Regions from separate parts of the Homo sapiens genome. Here region 2 is linked to region 1. A link is an interaction called in ENCODE POLR2A ChIA-PET data of the cell type or tissue named here. Cell type or tissue: CD4-positive, alpha-beta T cell. All regions are shown on one strand. Links, peaks and the distances in the headings refer to the core of each region. The heading gives the core; the rest is flanking DNA.

Region 1 (8,330 bases), core at 249-8,248:
AACAAAGTAGGAGAGTTCACACTTCCTGATTTTAAAGCTTACAACAGAGCTACAGTAATCAAGACAGTGTGGTACAGACATAAGGACAGACATACAGACCAATGGAATAGAGAATCCAGAAATAAACCCTTTTATGGTCCATTGACTTTCAACAAGTGTGCCAAATCCATTCAATGAGGGAAATAATTGTTTTTTCAACAAATGGTTCTGGGAAAACTGGATATTCACATGCAAATAAAGGAAGTTGGACCCTTACCTCACACCCTATATAAAAACTAACATGAAATGGAACAAAGACCAAATGTAAGAGAATTCATATTAAAAAACTCTTAGAAGAATGTGTAAGAGTAAGTCTGGATTCAACAATGGTTTCATAGCTATGACACCATAAGCATAGGAGACAGAAAACAAATCAAGATAAACTGGTCTTCCTCTAAATTAAAAACGTGTGCTGCAAATGATACCATCAAGACAGTGAAAAAGACAACCCACAGTATGAGAAAAATATCTGCAAAACATATATATGATAAAGGCTTGGTTCTCGGAGTACATAAAGACTTTGCTGTGACAGCTGTGATAGCCACATCTGACCATGCCCTCTGGGCCACCTCCTATTCTCACCGATCCTTGGTCAGTTCCCTCTTCATTCTTCATGCTTGTCACTTATTGTTCCCCCTCAATTCTCTAGAGGCCTCCTCTCTTGGACCACCAGAAAAACCAAAGCCATGAGGTCCTACCTTCCCCAACTTCCTTCTTAAATTTCCCTTACTGCCCCAGAAGTTTCTGATAATCCCCTCTGCTGAAGATGACACTGAACATTTTGGTTTTCAGCAGATCTGGTTTTGACAGCTTTACCATTCACCTACAAAAACTGAACAGGCTAACTACACAGTGAGAATATCTGAAATACAACAAAACTGGTTCATTCAACTAAATGAAATGCCAACATGAAAGTTCAGTGAAACCTGAATGATGGAATTGGAGTGACACCCTGGCTAGGAGGTGGAGTGGTGACTGACCTGCACAGTTCCGCCTGCATGCTGTGTTCTGTTGCCCTCATCGATGAGCGTGTGCACCCCAAATAGGCTGGGCAAAAGCTGGGAGCGTGCACTCTACGATAAGGACTAGGAAAGCTACCTTTTGGCCAAGTCTCAAATCTTAAACCCATGATCTTGGCCTTTCAAAACTGTTCTAGCCAGTTAAGTGGCTAAAATCATAGCAGTAACTTCTAAGACACAGAAAGATAGCAATGCCCGGATTCCATTATCAGTATATGTCTCCCACTTTTAATGCTATGCCTTCTTTACATTTTTTTAATAAGTAATAAATTCATCAACACACACACACACACACACACACACACACACACACACGCTGAAAACCCTCTTATCCTATCCCTCTGCCAAAAGTATCACTTTCAGTTTCTTCTGTATCTCTTGAGTTTCATCCTGGAACCAAAACAAATTTATTCTTAGCCCAACTTCCCCTTGTGTAGTGACGAAGATGGCGTGAGAAGCCACTGCTGCGTCTTGCCTTCCACTTAACTGCTCTCGGCTGCTCTCCTTTCATCAGTCATAAAGGGATGCTACTTACACCCTTTTGACATACACCCTTTTCCAGGAATTTTCTCACCACAGTGCAACAACCACCCCCAACACATACCCCAACAGGCTGAATCATCCCATCTTCCCAACTGCATCCCAGGACCACCAATTAGTTCATTAAACTTCAGCTAACACACTGCTTCTCCTGGGAGGCCTTGCTGGGCCCCACAGGGCCTGCTCCCTCCTCCTGAAGCCAGCGCAGACACGCACCCACAGCACCTATAACACGACCAGTTCTTAGCACTAAGCACAGAGCCAACCACCAAGTGGGTGATTTCTAAATATTAGTGAGTGAGTGAAATACAGCTTTAGGTGGACATAGGGCAGAAAGTCAAAACTAAATTTGTTCTCTTCTGTGTTAGGTATCATGTTGTCCTTCCATTTGAAATGAACTCAGAAATTTTTTTCGTCTTAATTTTAACCTTGTTTGGCCCAACAAAGGACACAGGGTTACCAACACTTAACTTAGCAACAGCACATATGCTGAATCAAAAGCAAAGAATGAGGAAGGAAATCTTTGCAGAGCTTTATTAAAATCAGGAACATGCGTGCATAGGTTTTTTTTTCACTACATTGTAAACATCACTTCAATTGTACACATCAAGAAATATTTCTTGATGCTTTCCTACTGTTTCCCCGTAGACAAATGTCTACACTAAAACAGAGCCAGTTTTCAGATGAATACCTCTCTCTCCTACCCCGCAAGAACTTCATGCTATATCATTACGAATAAAAAGAATATATCTAATTTTGTACTAAATCCTAAGAATTACTCATTAAGAATCTTTACCAATAGTAAGTTTACGTTTACCACGAAAATACTCTTGCCAGCTATGTCTAAAATGCAGCTTGAACATGAATCTCTCGGGATGTGCGAGCTCCGAAAATCAAGTGGAAAGTCAGTCCTGGAGTCTGTTCCTTCAACAGGAGCTCTGGGGCTGTGCCACGGAACAAGTGGGCACTGTGCCTAGTGAGACAATGTAAGGCTCAGATAAGTTAATTTCATCCATAACCACAAACCCTAAAAGTACAACCTTACCTTCGTGACCCAGAATCTGCATCTCTTGTTTTTCTAGATGACACCATAAGATCAACTAACCTGGTTTCAGCTGCACTGCACTCTACACCACTGTAAAAAGCTGAGAGCAGAAAGTACCGTGTAGATAGATCCCTGTGATAAAGAAACCTGCAAGAGCAGGCTCAGTGCATGCTCAGAGAGGGGTGAGCCCAGAACCGTGAGTCAGAAAACCCAAGTGCTGGTCCGGTATCTGGTCTCTGTCACCAGCTCCTTCTTGGACCTCAGACAAGTTGGAGAACCTCTCTGCTTCAGTTTCCACCGCTGTCAAAGTAGGACTAATCATACTTGTTTACTCTCTCACAGGAAAGAGGGCGACGGTTAATGAACCCTTTTGCGAGGAGCTTTGAAGATGAAAAAGGTTCCAGGGTGCTAATGACAAACAATAACAGCCTCTCTATTCTCATTTGGGTATCTATCATGCTGTGGGGGAGAGGGTACCGAATTACTCCGAGTAAACTGGTCTTCTAGGATTCTTGTTCTTAGGGCTAAACTATTTTGAAAAACCCTAGAAGAGATGAATGATGGTAATGCTTGGAATACCGGATAATACAAAATAAATCAAACATTGGCGGCTGATGCTTTAATTTCACTGCTCTGAACTGCTCGGCCCGGGTTCTGCAGCACTGCTTGCTGGCATAAATATTTACATCGGCAGCGTGTCTTAGTTACTATGGATGCCATAGCTAAGGCTATTAGCTTGGCTGATAGGTCCCCATTTCCTGCCAAAGAACTCTTTACCAAACATGCTTCTTAAACTTTGCTTTATTTTTAATAAACATTTAAATGTCAAGTAGTGTTCAAAATCGTTTTAGGGGTTCCAAGTTTAGTTTACATTTCACTTAAAGGCTCTCCTCCTTTTTACAAATAAAGGGTGAAAAGGCTCAAATAAGCAAATGTCTCAGCCCGTATGTTACACTATACAAGGCTATAAGACTGAACTGGTTTTTGTAAGTTGATGTTTGGTTTTACATAAACACATGGGTGCATATACACACACGGCCCACCAAAAGATATTTTTCCAATCTATGTAGGCAGTATAATTTATGTTCATTTAATTGGATAATAATTCCAACTCACACAAAAATGTGAAAATTCAAGATTAATATTTTGAAAGTTAACATTTAAATGACGCATAAGATTTAGAAGTAAAAAAATGCAGAATTCATATCCACTGATATTAGACTATTTGAATGAGAAAAGTCAGTCCCCAGAAGTTTATATGTCTTCAAAAGGCCAGTTTCAATACCTGATAGCCTCAGCCAGGATATAAATGAGAAAATAAGAATGGGGTTCTTAAGGGAAGGAAGTCGGGAAGAGAGGAAGGATAAGTAAAAAAATTTCCCAAAATCACAACTTTAACTTTGGCTTAAATTTAAATGTTGTTTAAGAGTAAGTCATAAAAACACATCAACATAACATCATTTGTGACTGTGTAAAAAGAAAAAGTATCTGAATTGGTTAGATTCTTTTAAAAAACCCTACCCATTGGATAGTCATTTAAGTTTTCTCCTGGCAGAGCATTTCTCTTAACTAAGAATAATATAAAAGGAGAAATGTGTTCATTCTCGTTCGTGTTTTTCTCTTTGGGGGATTAGATCGGAACGCCAATCACAGAATTCTTCCAATTCCCTCTAAAATAAGTAATTTAATCAGATGCATTTTTAATGTAACTTATTTGGAGATTCAGGAAAGTAAGGTGACTTAATCAAGAAGCTCAGTAACTAGTGACACTATTAGGCCTTAACCCTGGCTCTGATAGCGCCAGATTCCTGTATGATTTGATGTAATAATTTAGCAAGGGATGTGTGTGTGTGGGGGGGGGGCAGGGGGTGGTGGTGGTGGGGTCACTACATTAATAAGACCTCAACGTTTTCAACATCTAGTAAAATACTCTTAAAAGCGTCAATGATGTTCTCTAAAGGGAAACATCTCCTCAGGACCAGGTCCAATAATTGAGAAACAAAATTCCACATTTCCAGCAGCTTGGTGAAGCATAAGTGACCTCTGTTCTAAAATCAGACAACATGGTTTCACTCTGGCCCGGTCATCACACCTGTAAAATTAGCCTAGAGCACCTATGCACAGGCTGCGGGGGCCGAGTGTCTGTGACAGCTCCACCTTCCACTTGCCGCCACCTCCTAGATGCCTAGTCTGAAAGTTTAAGCCAAATTCACAGAAAAACATGCGAGACCACATTAAGCATTTACGTAACGTATGTATACACAGTACAATACAGGATAATATGACGTAACACCAACTCAGAGCATTATGAACCGAGAGCGCCACCAAGATCCTAAAAACGTATAAAAGGTTTTTGTTACTAAAACTGCTCTCATGTCAATTTTTTAAAGAAATGAAACAAAAAATGCTATATACTCTGTGAATAAATACATATTTATATTATTTATGTGGATAAATACACACACACACACACACACACACACACACACCCACCCACCCACCCCCCACAGGGAGAAAATGGTCTGGAATGACACACAGCAAACTCCAGGCAGCAGTCACTTTGAGATGTGGGGATGGTAGACCAATCTCAGGGGATAAGGTTAGGGAAAATTTCAGTTTTATTTGCAATGAAGAAAAAATGTAAATGGGGCCGTATTCACATATTAATTGATTACTTGAAAATGGCTTTTAAAAAAAGATTTGAAAAACAAAGAAGGAAACTGACCAAGGCAAGAGGAAGGCTCAGGGTTAGGTGGGCTCCGGATGCTCTCAGCTCTCATGGTCCCAGAGACCAGTTTAGATGATTCCACTGACTACTTAATTTTTTTTTATTTTTATTTTTATTTTATTTTTTTTTTTAGAGAAAAGAGGGAAAAAACCAAGGAGGCTTGGTAAAAACAGGGTCAGGGTCACATCCAGCCCATTCGAGAAAAACTTCCAAGTCCACGTGTTTTCCATTTTTTTGGTGTCAAGACCTATTTACATTCTTAGAAAGTATGGAGAACCCTAAAGAGCTTTGATTATGGGGGTTATATCCATTGATACTGACCATACTTGAAAATTTTAAAAATATTTACTTATTCATTAAATTAGCAATAGGTTCACTTCATGTTAAGTAATATTTTATGAAAATAACCTTATTTTCAAAAAGAAACCAGCGAGAAAATGGCCATGTTGTACATTTTTGCATGTATCTTCAATACTCAACAGAAGACAGGCGGATCTGCCGACATGCTTCTGTGTTCAACTTGCTGTGATATGCTATTCTGGTTCAAGTATATGTAAAGAAACACCCCAGGCTCAGACAGACACGTCTGGTGGGAAAAGGGAGGTTTCAATGCTTCTCAAAAAATTGCCGATGTTCTTCTTTGCCTATGCTAAAATTCAACAAGTGATAGTTCCTTAAAGATTAGTTGCAATGAGGAATCTGAAACCATGTTGATGAACCTGTCAGTTACATGAACACCCGGCAGTGTGTCTTACACTTTGGTGGCTCTTCACCCACGCTTGTTTGTAGCATCGTTCGTTGGTCACTGAGAACACACTGCTGCATGTGGTGTGTGACCTTCCACCGTATACATCAAGAAACCCCACTTGCTAATGTCACCACCCCTCTCAGCAGAAGAGTCTGTGGCACTGGGAGCTGCCACATTTACACTGGCAGATAAAAGTTCTCCAAAGTTCAAATTTTTCTTGAAAGCTCAAATTTTACCATGGGCCAAAAACAGTGTCGCAGTTGTTTTCCCCTCAATTGATAAGCTCACTTCATAGATTTTCTAGAAAATATCAGCCAAATATTTAAGTCTTAATATCCACAGTTTGTCTGCTTTTTGTTCTGTCAAGTAAAAATGATTTTACATTACTATTCTCATAATTTAAAGTTCCTGGAAAAAGTGGCTATTTTGGCTCATAACTCACACATCACATGGGCGCTTTTCTTCGAGACGGCCATCACACTCCAGCATGCTAGAACGGCTTCATGTGAACTCTGCATTTCGTCACGCAAAATTAAAAAGGAGGCTGGGTGCGGTGGCTCACGCCTCTAATCCCAGCACTCTGGGAGGCCAAAGCAGGAGGATCATTTGAGCCCAGGGGTTTGAGACCAGCCTGAGCAACCCAGTGAGACCCCAGCTCTACCAAAACAACAACAACAAAAAACCACGCTGGGTGTGGTGGTGCTTGCCTGTAGTCCCAGCTACACAGGATGCTGCGGTGGGCGGAATGCTCGAGCTGGGGAGGTTGAGGCTGCAGTGAGCTGTGATTGCGCCATTGCACTCCAGCCTGAGCAACCAAAAAACCAAACAAAAACAAACCCAAACAAAAACAAAACTAAAAACAAACCCAAACAAAAACAAAACTAAAAACAAACCCAAACAAAAACAAAATTAAAAAGGTATACAAAAGAGTTGAGACTTAAAAAACCAGTAACTTCATGCTTTATCGAGGACATTCTTGGGTCAGACTGGTGTGTTGCTAGCTGAACACCGCTGTCCTGCTCGATGAAAGAAAGGCGCCATATTCCTCACCATTGCCTTTGCACCACCAGGGCAAACGTCCACACAGTGAGAGGTAAATTAGATCTTGGTAATCTTATGAGGCAGTGACGGCCTTGCAAACCCCCTGGAAAGCAGCTCTGTGACCCCAGGGGCCACAGGCTGCCCAGGGTGAACACTGCTCCATGCAAAGGCTTCAGAGTTCCAAGAGAGCGATTATCAAGTGCTACCCCCCTTTGAGAAGTCTGACCAATTACATAAAGCTGGGAAAAAAACCAAAACCGACAACCCATTCCTAATTATACATGTACAGAAACTGTCTACAAATGTAAACACACATATACAGACACCCTCACCACCCACCTCTTCCTTGAAGCCCACCAAAAATAAGAACCAGCAACTCAGGAAGAAGTGGAGGTGGTACTTTAGGGCTTGAGGGTTCTTCAGGACTTGTTCCCTAGAGTGAAACATAACTTTTTCATAAGTTATAAGTTAAAATACCATAATTAGAACACATTGCTCATGAGTAACACAACCAGCAGACAAAAATCCATGTGTATTATAACGAGGTCACATACATCGATGACAAACTGAAAAAACCTAATCACTGTTAACAGCTCAAATTCTACTGAAAACACCAAAATATCAACATTTAAAAACAATAAGATATAAGGTTATAGTTGGGACCCCACTTATTTCAAATATTATTTAATTAAAGCAACATCTGCATTTAAAAACAACTAAAGGGAAATGACACGGAAAGCCACCCTATTTGAGATTAACCACAGATATTGCTCACTTTTTTTTTTTTTTTTGAGACAGAGTCTCACTCTGCTGCCCAGGCTGGTGTGCAGTGGCGTGATCTCGGCTCACTGCAACCTCCGTCTCCAGGTTTAAGTGATTCTCCTGCCTCAACCTCCCTAGTAGCTGGGATTACAGGCACCCGCCACCACGCTGGCTAATTTTTGTATTTTTAGTAGAGATGGGGTTTCACCATGTTGGCCAGGCTGGTCTTGAACTCCTGACCTCAGGTGATCTGCCCACCTTGGCCTCCCAAAGTGCTGGTATTACAGGTGTGAGGCACTGCGCCTGTAATACCAACTTTTAAAGATGAAATTTCTTATGAATGTGATACTAAAACTCTCTTCTTCAAAAGAGTTAAAGATGAGGAGGGGAGATGTATATAAATGCCAA
Region 2 (8,330 bases), core at 296-8,295, 55 kb before region 1:
ATCAAAACTGCAGCAGGAAACATCACTTTGGACAGGTGCGCACGCAAGTTGACCACCAAAGTTACTTGGACTCTTGACTGTCAAACTTTGAATGACAACCAACACCAACAAAGGCTGATGGCACAGTGATGACTTCTGAGGTCTTATACTATCCAGTGGGTGCAAGACCAAGGAGAATGCTCAAAATGAGAGTAAGAAAGGGATGAGATGACGAAAGACGCAGCAGAGATTCACAGCTGAAAATGCTGGAAATGGCAAGGGCTGCGTCACGCAGGGAGGACCCGTGTGACAATGGCACCAACATCCTCTGCAATCCGCAACGATGAGGAAAGCAACAGTCAGAGTGGGACGACCTTTGAGTCGGCAGCTAAGATCATTTCCAGAGAAAGGACTGCTCAGGGGCACAGAGGATCGGTAGGGGCAGCATGGCTGTGCGCCCAGGCATGGGCTGTTAGATTTCTCTCAGTCTGTTTGGACTTGTATAACACATACTGACAGATCAGTGACATAAACAGAAAAGATTACTGTTTCCATGTCATACATTTATAACCTATTTTTATTTTGTACTAAATCTATGTATTTATTTATTTATTTTTGAGGTGACGTCTCCCTCTGCGGCCCAGGTTGGAGTGTAGTGGTGCGAACTCGACTCATCACAACCTCTGCCTCCCGGGTTCAAGTGATTCTTGTGCCTCAGCCTCCCGAGTAGCTAGAATTACAGGCGTGCACCACCATGCCTGGCTAATTTTTGTATTTTTAGTAGAGATGGGATTTCACCACGGTTTCACCATGTTGGCCAGGCCAGTCTCAAACTCCTGACCTCAAGTGATCCGCTCCCCTCAGCCTCCCAAAGTGCTGGGATTACAGGCGTGAGTCACCATGCCCAACCCTCTTTTATACTAAGTCTAAATATGATTGGTTACCTTATTGAATCTCTGAACGGATCGTATGCCAGTTATATAACTGGGTTCTGGTGAATGGCTCTTATAGGTGATCACAACCCCAGTCCCACCACTCTCAGAAGCACAAAATCAAAACCTTTGACATAAAAGATTAAAATCTGACTCTACGATAACAACGAGAAGATGTTTCTAGAGAGTCCAGGGCAAACTTGGCTGGCTTTAGATACCCAGTCTTGTAAAGACCAAGCTAATACTCAATGTCACCACTGCTGTTTCTTCCCTTTTCTTTTTTCCTCTTAAAGACAGGGCATCTCTCTGCTGCCCAGGCTGGAGTACAGTGGCCATCATCGCTCACTGCAGCCTCCAACTCCTGGGTTCACACGATCCTCCTGCCCCAGCCTCCCAAGTAGCTGGGACTACCAGCACGCACCACCATGCTCTGCTAATTTTATTTATTTTTTGCAGAGACAAGAACTCGCTACGTTGCCCATGCTGGTCTCAAACTCCTGGGCTTAAGCAATCCTCCTGCCTCGGCCTCCCAAAGTACTGGAATTAGAGGCGTGAGCCACCGCACCTGCCTGTTTCTTCCCTTCTTTACTGGTATTGATACTGAACTCCAAACCTTAATATCATTTTTCAGAAAGTCATCAGCTATAAAAGCTCTGAGCATCAAGCATCTGAGTATCAAGCATCTGAGCTTGTTCTCTGTGTCATCTGAGAGGGGAGCTGACGTAAAGACCAACTGTAATGGCCTTCACGGATACTGTAGAAACGCAGGGATGAAAAAAGGGGCTGAAAAGCCAGGAACAACTAATTAAAAAACACTTCTAGTAAAAGTATGAGTAATGTTCCTAAGACATAGGTACAAAGACAAAAGTTTGCAATCTAAAACCGAGAGTTAACCTGACTCTCACTGGTGTTATAATTTCTGGCAATGTCTACTCTCCAGGGACTGTCCCCTCCTCTGTGAAGCTAGTGTGTGTATAGGGCACTGCAAGGAGCCTCCCAAAGAACGGTGATTGACAGGTGGACGGCCCTGCCTCAGTTGCTGGCCCACAGGCACTCGGCGCAGACAGGGGTCTAGTCTGCCCCTCCTGGCACCCTGACCCCAAAGCCCACAGACGTGAACAAGCAGATGCTAAAAGCTCAACTATTAAGGAAAGGCCACACACACACACACTTTGGGCAGGCCGCCATGTCCTCCCAGGGTCCTGTCATTAGCAGCCACTGCTGAAGCTCTCCATAACTTCCAGGGCCATGAAGGGCAGAGAAAGGAAAGTCTGAATTGAGTCTTTAGCTCCTACGGGGAGTGTGGCATTCGTGAACTGGGGTTTCTACCCTCTCTCTCAAAGCCAAGAGACTGGGGTGAGGGTCCAGTCACCCACAGGACAGGGTCACCTTCAGGAAAGGGAGATGGCACTTTGTTCTTCGGTGGGTTAGAGCTGTGGGCCCGGCCTGGTGCCGACAGGGGCAGAGCACAGTGTGGGGAGGGCAGAGCCTGGGCACGAACTCTGGGTGGCAGAGGAATCTGTGAACAGGACTATGCCTGGCAGGAGACTCTGGGAACAGCCTGTGACATCAGGGCCTGAGGAACCATGGCGCCTGGAAGGAAAGCACGGTCACTGCTTCCGAGGTTTCTGGGGCTGCCCATCAGGGATACAGAGGCCAGAGCAGGAGCCGTAGGGCCACGCCGCCCAGGAAGCTGCCAAGGGAGAGAGGGGTCAGCTCACCCAGAGACGAGGCTGTAGGTCTTGGGGGAGAGGAAACAGCCGTCCCTCTGGAAGAGGCCTGCTGCCCAAGAGTCACAGACATGCCACAGAGGAAGAGACCACCATTCTGGCCGAGGCCACAGGGAGCAACTGAGCAGAACAGGCAGCTGCCCTTCCCCTCTGCTCTGGGTTCTGCTCAAAGCCCCGGGGGAGGGCGGGCAAGAGGGGCTCGGAGCCACCCTTGCTTCCCCTCCTCTCCCACAGCATGTCCCTCCCTGGCCAGGCTGCCTGGGGTGCGGCTTAGATGCCATTTGCAGAGGGTCTGAGATGAAAGCTTTAACCTAGATTGGATTTCTGTGACCAGGGATGACTAAGAAGTTAACCAACTTGCCTAAGATGTTATTTAGGCACAGGAAAGTGTGATTTCACCCATCGTGGTTAAAGGCGATAACTGAAAAAAAGTAAAATGTCCCCGACTGTGCCAGCTGGCCGTATGTGTCAACCCGGCTAGGCCACAGTGCCCAGCTGTCCAAACACTGCTGTGGGTGTTCCTGTGAAGGCATTTTATAGATGTGGTTAACACCTATAATCAATGGACTTCAAGTAGCGATCACTCTTGAGAATGTGGGGGCTTCAACCAGTCAGCTGAGAGGCCTGTGAGACCCAAACTGCAGCTTCTCTGAGGAGAGTCCACCTGCGGCCTGCAGTGTCCACCACGGCCAAGTCTCGTGCCCGCTGCCTGTCCACGGAGTCCAGACCTGCCCGCTGGACTCACCCACTGCAGAAGGCAAGTCCTTGAGATCTCAATCTCTGTCTCTCCTGCTGTTTCTCTGCACAGCCCTGACTGAGGCACCCAGTCAGCTGAGATTCCTAAGTAAACTGGTGGTTTCTACTAGCAGGAAAGCTAGTGATTAGGGTTTCCAGTTGAAGCTCTCCCGCACAGTGACAGTCAGCCCAGCAGCTAGGCCCCGTCTCAAACACCTGCACACTCACTGAATCCTTGATGCTGAGCTGAGGGCCTGCAAGGTGACTCAGATGGCTTGCTCTGAACACAATGTCCTCTTTTCAGTGTCTGTCATGGACTCAATGCTTGTGGCCTCCCTTCCTCACATTCATGTTAAAGACCTAAACCCTGGTGTGGCTGGATTTGGAGATGGGTCCTCAGAGAAAATAATGAAGGGTGAATGAAGTCATAAGTGGGGCCTTGGCCCTCCAGGATTAGTGTCTTTGTAAGGAGGGATGGTAGAAGGCTCACACTCGCCTTCTCTGCACTTGCTCGGAGCAAAGGCCATGGGAGGGCACAGTGGCCGTCTGCAAGCCAGAAAAGGCCCTCAGCAGGGAACAAACCCTGCTACACCCTTGAGTTTAGACTTTCCAGCCTCTAGAATGGAGAGAAGACACATTTCTGTGGTTTAAGCCACCAGCCTGTGGTATTTTCTTACGGCAGCCTGAGCAGACTGATACAGCGTCCTTGACTGATGACCGACCTAGGTCCGGGAAGGTTCATTCCAGGCCAATTCTGATTGATTGAAAGTCATTTCTCATGTGTAAGGAAAAAAACTTGCACTCCTAACTTCTACACACCTTTCTTACCACATTACATTGCATTAATTTAGTGCATATCTCTAGAAAAGGTTAAGTAAAAAGTAATACTGGGGCGGGGGGAAGGAACAGAGGGCCAACGGTCTATCACCTCAAATTCTTCTTGGGTTTCTGACCTAGCAACATTTCTTAACACAAAAGCTGCAGGGGCGAATCAGGGGCAGGAGCCCCAGGTACAGAAACCTGGGGTGCTGATGTCTGTGTGCAAATGTCACTGCCATGCTACCTGGATGCATGGATCCGGTCTGAGGAAACAGAGAAGACATCAACGTTATGCAGTGAACACCAAAGAAGCTCTGAGGTCTAAGGAGTCCCGGGTCTTCTGGGCAGCACACAGGGTCACTGTGATCTCTCAAATGAGACCTACGGATCCAGCGCACACCCAGAGGCACAGACGCAGAATCACGCTGCCCAACAAAGGCAGCACAGCCTCATGGAAACAGTCTCTCTACACCCTCTTCCCACCTAGAAGAAGGACCTCAGACCAAACAGCCTGCCTGAGCCTCAATTTTCTCCTCCATTGGAAAGGGTAAAGGCCAGGCGCGGTGACTCATGCCTGTAATCCCAGCACTTTGGGAGGCCGAGGCGGGTGGATCACTTGAGGTCAAGAGTTCAAGAGCAGCCTAGCCAACATGGTGAAACCCCATCTCCACTAAAAATACAAAACTTAGCTGGGTGTGGTGGTGGGTGCCTGTAATCCCAGCTACTCGGGAGGCTGAGGCAGGAGAATCACTTGAATCTGGGAGGTGGAAGTTGCAGTGAACCGAGATTGCACCACTGCACTCCAGCCTGGGCAATAGAGTGAGACTCCATCTCAAAAAAAAAAAAAAAAAAAAAAAAAAGCGTAAATCCTTTTTTTATTTTTTGCATTGGGCTGTGGTGAGAATCACAGAAAACACATGCAACAGCACTTACTAAATGGGAAAACATTATGCACGAACAGTTAGCATTACACAGCACTTCCCAAACGTTTCTGACTGTTTGACCTCCACATGAAAATAATGGCACGCACGTGAGTGCATACGTATGTCTGCATGTGATTCACACGGCCCCATCTGTGCCAGGACCGTCTCTGGTTAATATCAGGAAGCACCTGCTTCTGCTGCCTCCCTGACACTTCCACTTTCAGTACTTACATCAGTCCTGCAGATGTTCTCCAAATTGCTAAATTTATTAAATTAGATGTAAACTAGAATGGCCCAAGAAGCAACTTTACGGAAAATTCTTACAATTCAGCAATATCATGCAGCCTTTCTGTATGTGTTATCATTCATTACCAATGAGTGAATATTTATGCCGTAACATAACTGCAGCAGTGTAACATATAAAAATTTTAAGACATGAAGGGATACATTAAAAAAAAAAACCGCTGACAGTCTAACTTTAGAGGCAACAGGAAAGAAAGGTTTGATTATTTACAGTTCTCTGTTCAAAACCACAAGGGTTATTCTGTTATTTATTCTCTGTTTTATTCATGTCAACAGGATTTATAACAGATGAATCCATCAAAGGCCAAATTACAGTTACTGCAGAACACTTCCTCCTGTGATGGAACTGTTAGGTTCTACGAGTCATATTGCTAAGAGATACATTTCTGGGAAGGGCAGAAAGTGTTAAGCCCCTTCGCAATATATATATATTTAAGTACAAAATTGTCATTTGTTTGCAAATGATATAGCTGGAAAACAGAAGCAACAGACAGACCATCACAACTAGACTACCACATGCAAATATCAAAAATATGAAACCAACAGCAACCACCTTTCCACTAACAATTAAGCAAATACAAAAAAGAAACAGAGACGAAGACTCCAGCTACCCAGACACAAAAACTACAAAGTGCCTGGGAATTACTGACCTAGTTACAAGGCCTTGATGGAGAAAGCAGAAAACTCTAATAAAAGGCACTGAAGAATGCCCGAAAAAACGGAGGAACCTTTGATGTGGAATGAGATCATATTACAAAGATGGAACTTCGCAGAGCAATGTATAAAGCAGACACAATCTTAAACTGAATTTTTGATGAACTCAATGAACTTAACCTAAAATTTAGGTAGAATAGTAAAAATCGTAGTAGCAGTCTTAAAGGGAGATACTACCCCTTTCCCCATTTGTAAAGTGAGTTTGAATCTGCTTTCATGGCACCAGAACTCAGCTATCATCTAGAGAACATAAATGCACAGCAATCCCAGCACCTACCACTGTGCCTGGCACCTAGGAGGTCCTCAAACACTTGCTGAGAGTAAATGGATCCTGGGAAAAGCACGCATCAGTCACCTTATTAACTGCAACACCAATTAATTACCTGGAAACTGTGAAAAATGTCTCATTAAACCTTTACGTCTCAGCTGCAAAATAATTACAGTCCTAATTGGGCCCCTAATTTTAAGCTCTTCTATGATGCTGTACATTTTCTTTGGAATATTTATCTCAAGTATGACTGGGTGGCCGGGAAGTCCTTGGTTTAATATCTTCCTGCTGGCCCTGGCACACAATGAGTGCTCGGCAGTGAAGAGAGGTAAGGGAGAGCAGAGCCTTCTTCCCACAAATCTACCTCGCGCTTCCTCCACAGCAAGAGCTGCTTTCAAAGAATCGATTTCACCTCCAAATAGATGCCATGATGTGACAGTCAAGAAAAGAACCACAACATTGAAAATTCTTACTTTGAATAACTTGCTATTTTTACAATCTATTCAAATATGTTCCTAAATAGCAGTTAAAGATATGGAAATAAAAACTTACGGGCTAGGCGCGGTGGCTCACCCCTGTAATCCCAGCACTTTGGGAGGCTGAGGCGGGCAGGTCACCTGAGGTTAGGAGCTCAAGACCAGCCTGGCCAACATGGCAAAACCCTGTCTCTACTAAAAATACAAAAATTAGCCAAGTATGGTGGCACAGGCCTGTAATCCCAGCTACTCTGGAGGCTGGGGCAGGAGAATCGCTTGAACTTGGGAGGTGGAGGTTGCAGTGAGCTGAGATCGTGCCACTGCACTCCAGCCTGGGCGACAGAGCAAGACTCTGTCTCAAATTAAAAAAAAAACAAACAACTTACAAACCTTTGTAGAATACTTAATAAAGGAAATTTAGTCTAAACTTTTCAAACAATGAATATTTTAATTTTCTACAGTTTCATAACAAGATCATCTTCAGATAAGCATGAAAATAAATCATTTACAGTTATGTGCATGAGTTTATATTTTTTGAGTTTAGAATATTTATACATAAGAAATAATTCATAATACTTATAATTCAATTCAACTAGTGTCATTTAAAGATAACACTGGATTTGGAAGTGCTCTTAAGTTATTTACTCTGGGCCAAAGATTAGTTTCGTATAGATTCTGAATGATGTATTCCCAATGTTTTTATTACGAAAAATTTCAATGCAATAAAGTTGAAAGAATTTTATAGCGAACAGCTATCATCTAGATTTTACCATTAGCATTCTAATATATTTGCTTTATCATGTATTCTGATTTCTTTTTGCAGTAAGGTATGAGAAAGTTTAGTAATGCTTTAGCATAGCAGAACAACATACTCTCTATCCAACGTGATATAAATCAACTGAGAAGGGAAGTTTCAGAGCTAAACTCCTTATCACTTCCCAGTCATGTATGCACAGCCATTTCCCCTAACCCCAAATGACGTATGAAATTATGGCATTATAAATTATGCAAACAGTCTTTCATTTTTATAATAATTGCTAGATCCCCTGGGTGGACGGAGTTAAGTGTTTATTGAGTATCTATTATAAATGAAGCAGACTTATGCTTCCAGATGAGATGGAGTAACAAGGATGAGGTTTATGCTACTGCCTGAAACAACCAAATATTTGGGCAAAAATATATAAAATTACGGTTTTCAAGACACTGGATTTCAGACAACGAAGGATAAGGACAGTGATCCCTGAGATGGGAACAAGTGAGGCACGTCCCACACCGCCCCAGGCTCCTGCCTTGATAGATTTTTAGGTTGTAGTATAGGCAGAAAGAACCCAGGTGGGACCCAGGATTCAAACTGGATTAGAATTTGCAAGGCAGAGTTCCACAGGGGAGACAGCTGCACACAGAGAAGAACTACAGTGATTTATTTGTAGAGGTCACTCAACTATTCAGCA

The links. Peaks named below come from ENCODE experiments on the same cell type or tissue, not always from the same donor. Only the 100,000 strongest peaks of a DNase experiment are listed, where the experiment ranks them.
Region 2: POLR2A ChIA-PET joins it to region 1 with 15 read pairs; 11 of 35 experiments call an interaction of 5 or more read pairs at or near these places.

What each region holds. Positions count from the first base shown.
Region 1 is chr14:101,818,255-101,826,584 of GRCh38, reverse strand. All of the region lies in intron 3 of PPP2R5C (protein phosphatase 2 regulatory subunit B'gamma), which reads right to left. Among named protein-coding and RNA genes, the nearest start is that of PPP2R5C, 61 kb to the right of the region's middle. RefSeq lists enhancers at 1,339-1,388, 1,449-1,598, 5,802-6,061. In CD4-positive, alpha-beta T cell, for the core only: no CTCF peak of the experiment used is centred there; DNase peaks (open chromatin) are centred at 1,504, 2,744, 4,874, 6,854 and 4 weaker places; H3K4me3 peaks cover 7,519 bases; H3K27ac peaks cover 8,000 bases.
Region 2 is chr14:101,873,666-101,881,995 of GRCh38, reverse strand. All of the region lies in intron 4 of PPP2R5C (protein phosphatase 2 regulatory subunit B'gamma), which reads right to left. Among named protein-coding and RNA genes, the nearest start is that of DYNC1H1, 87 kb to the left of the region's middle. RefSeq lists enhancers at 3,138-3,287, 5,506-5,575 and a silencer at 5,896-5,965. In CD4-positive, alpha-beta T cell, for the core only: no CTCF peak of the experiment used is centred there; DNase peaks (open chromatin) are centred at 2,907 and 5,245; H3K4me3 peaks cover 905 bases; H3K27ac peaks cover 4,467 bases.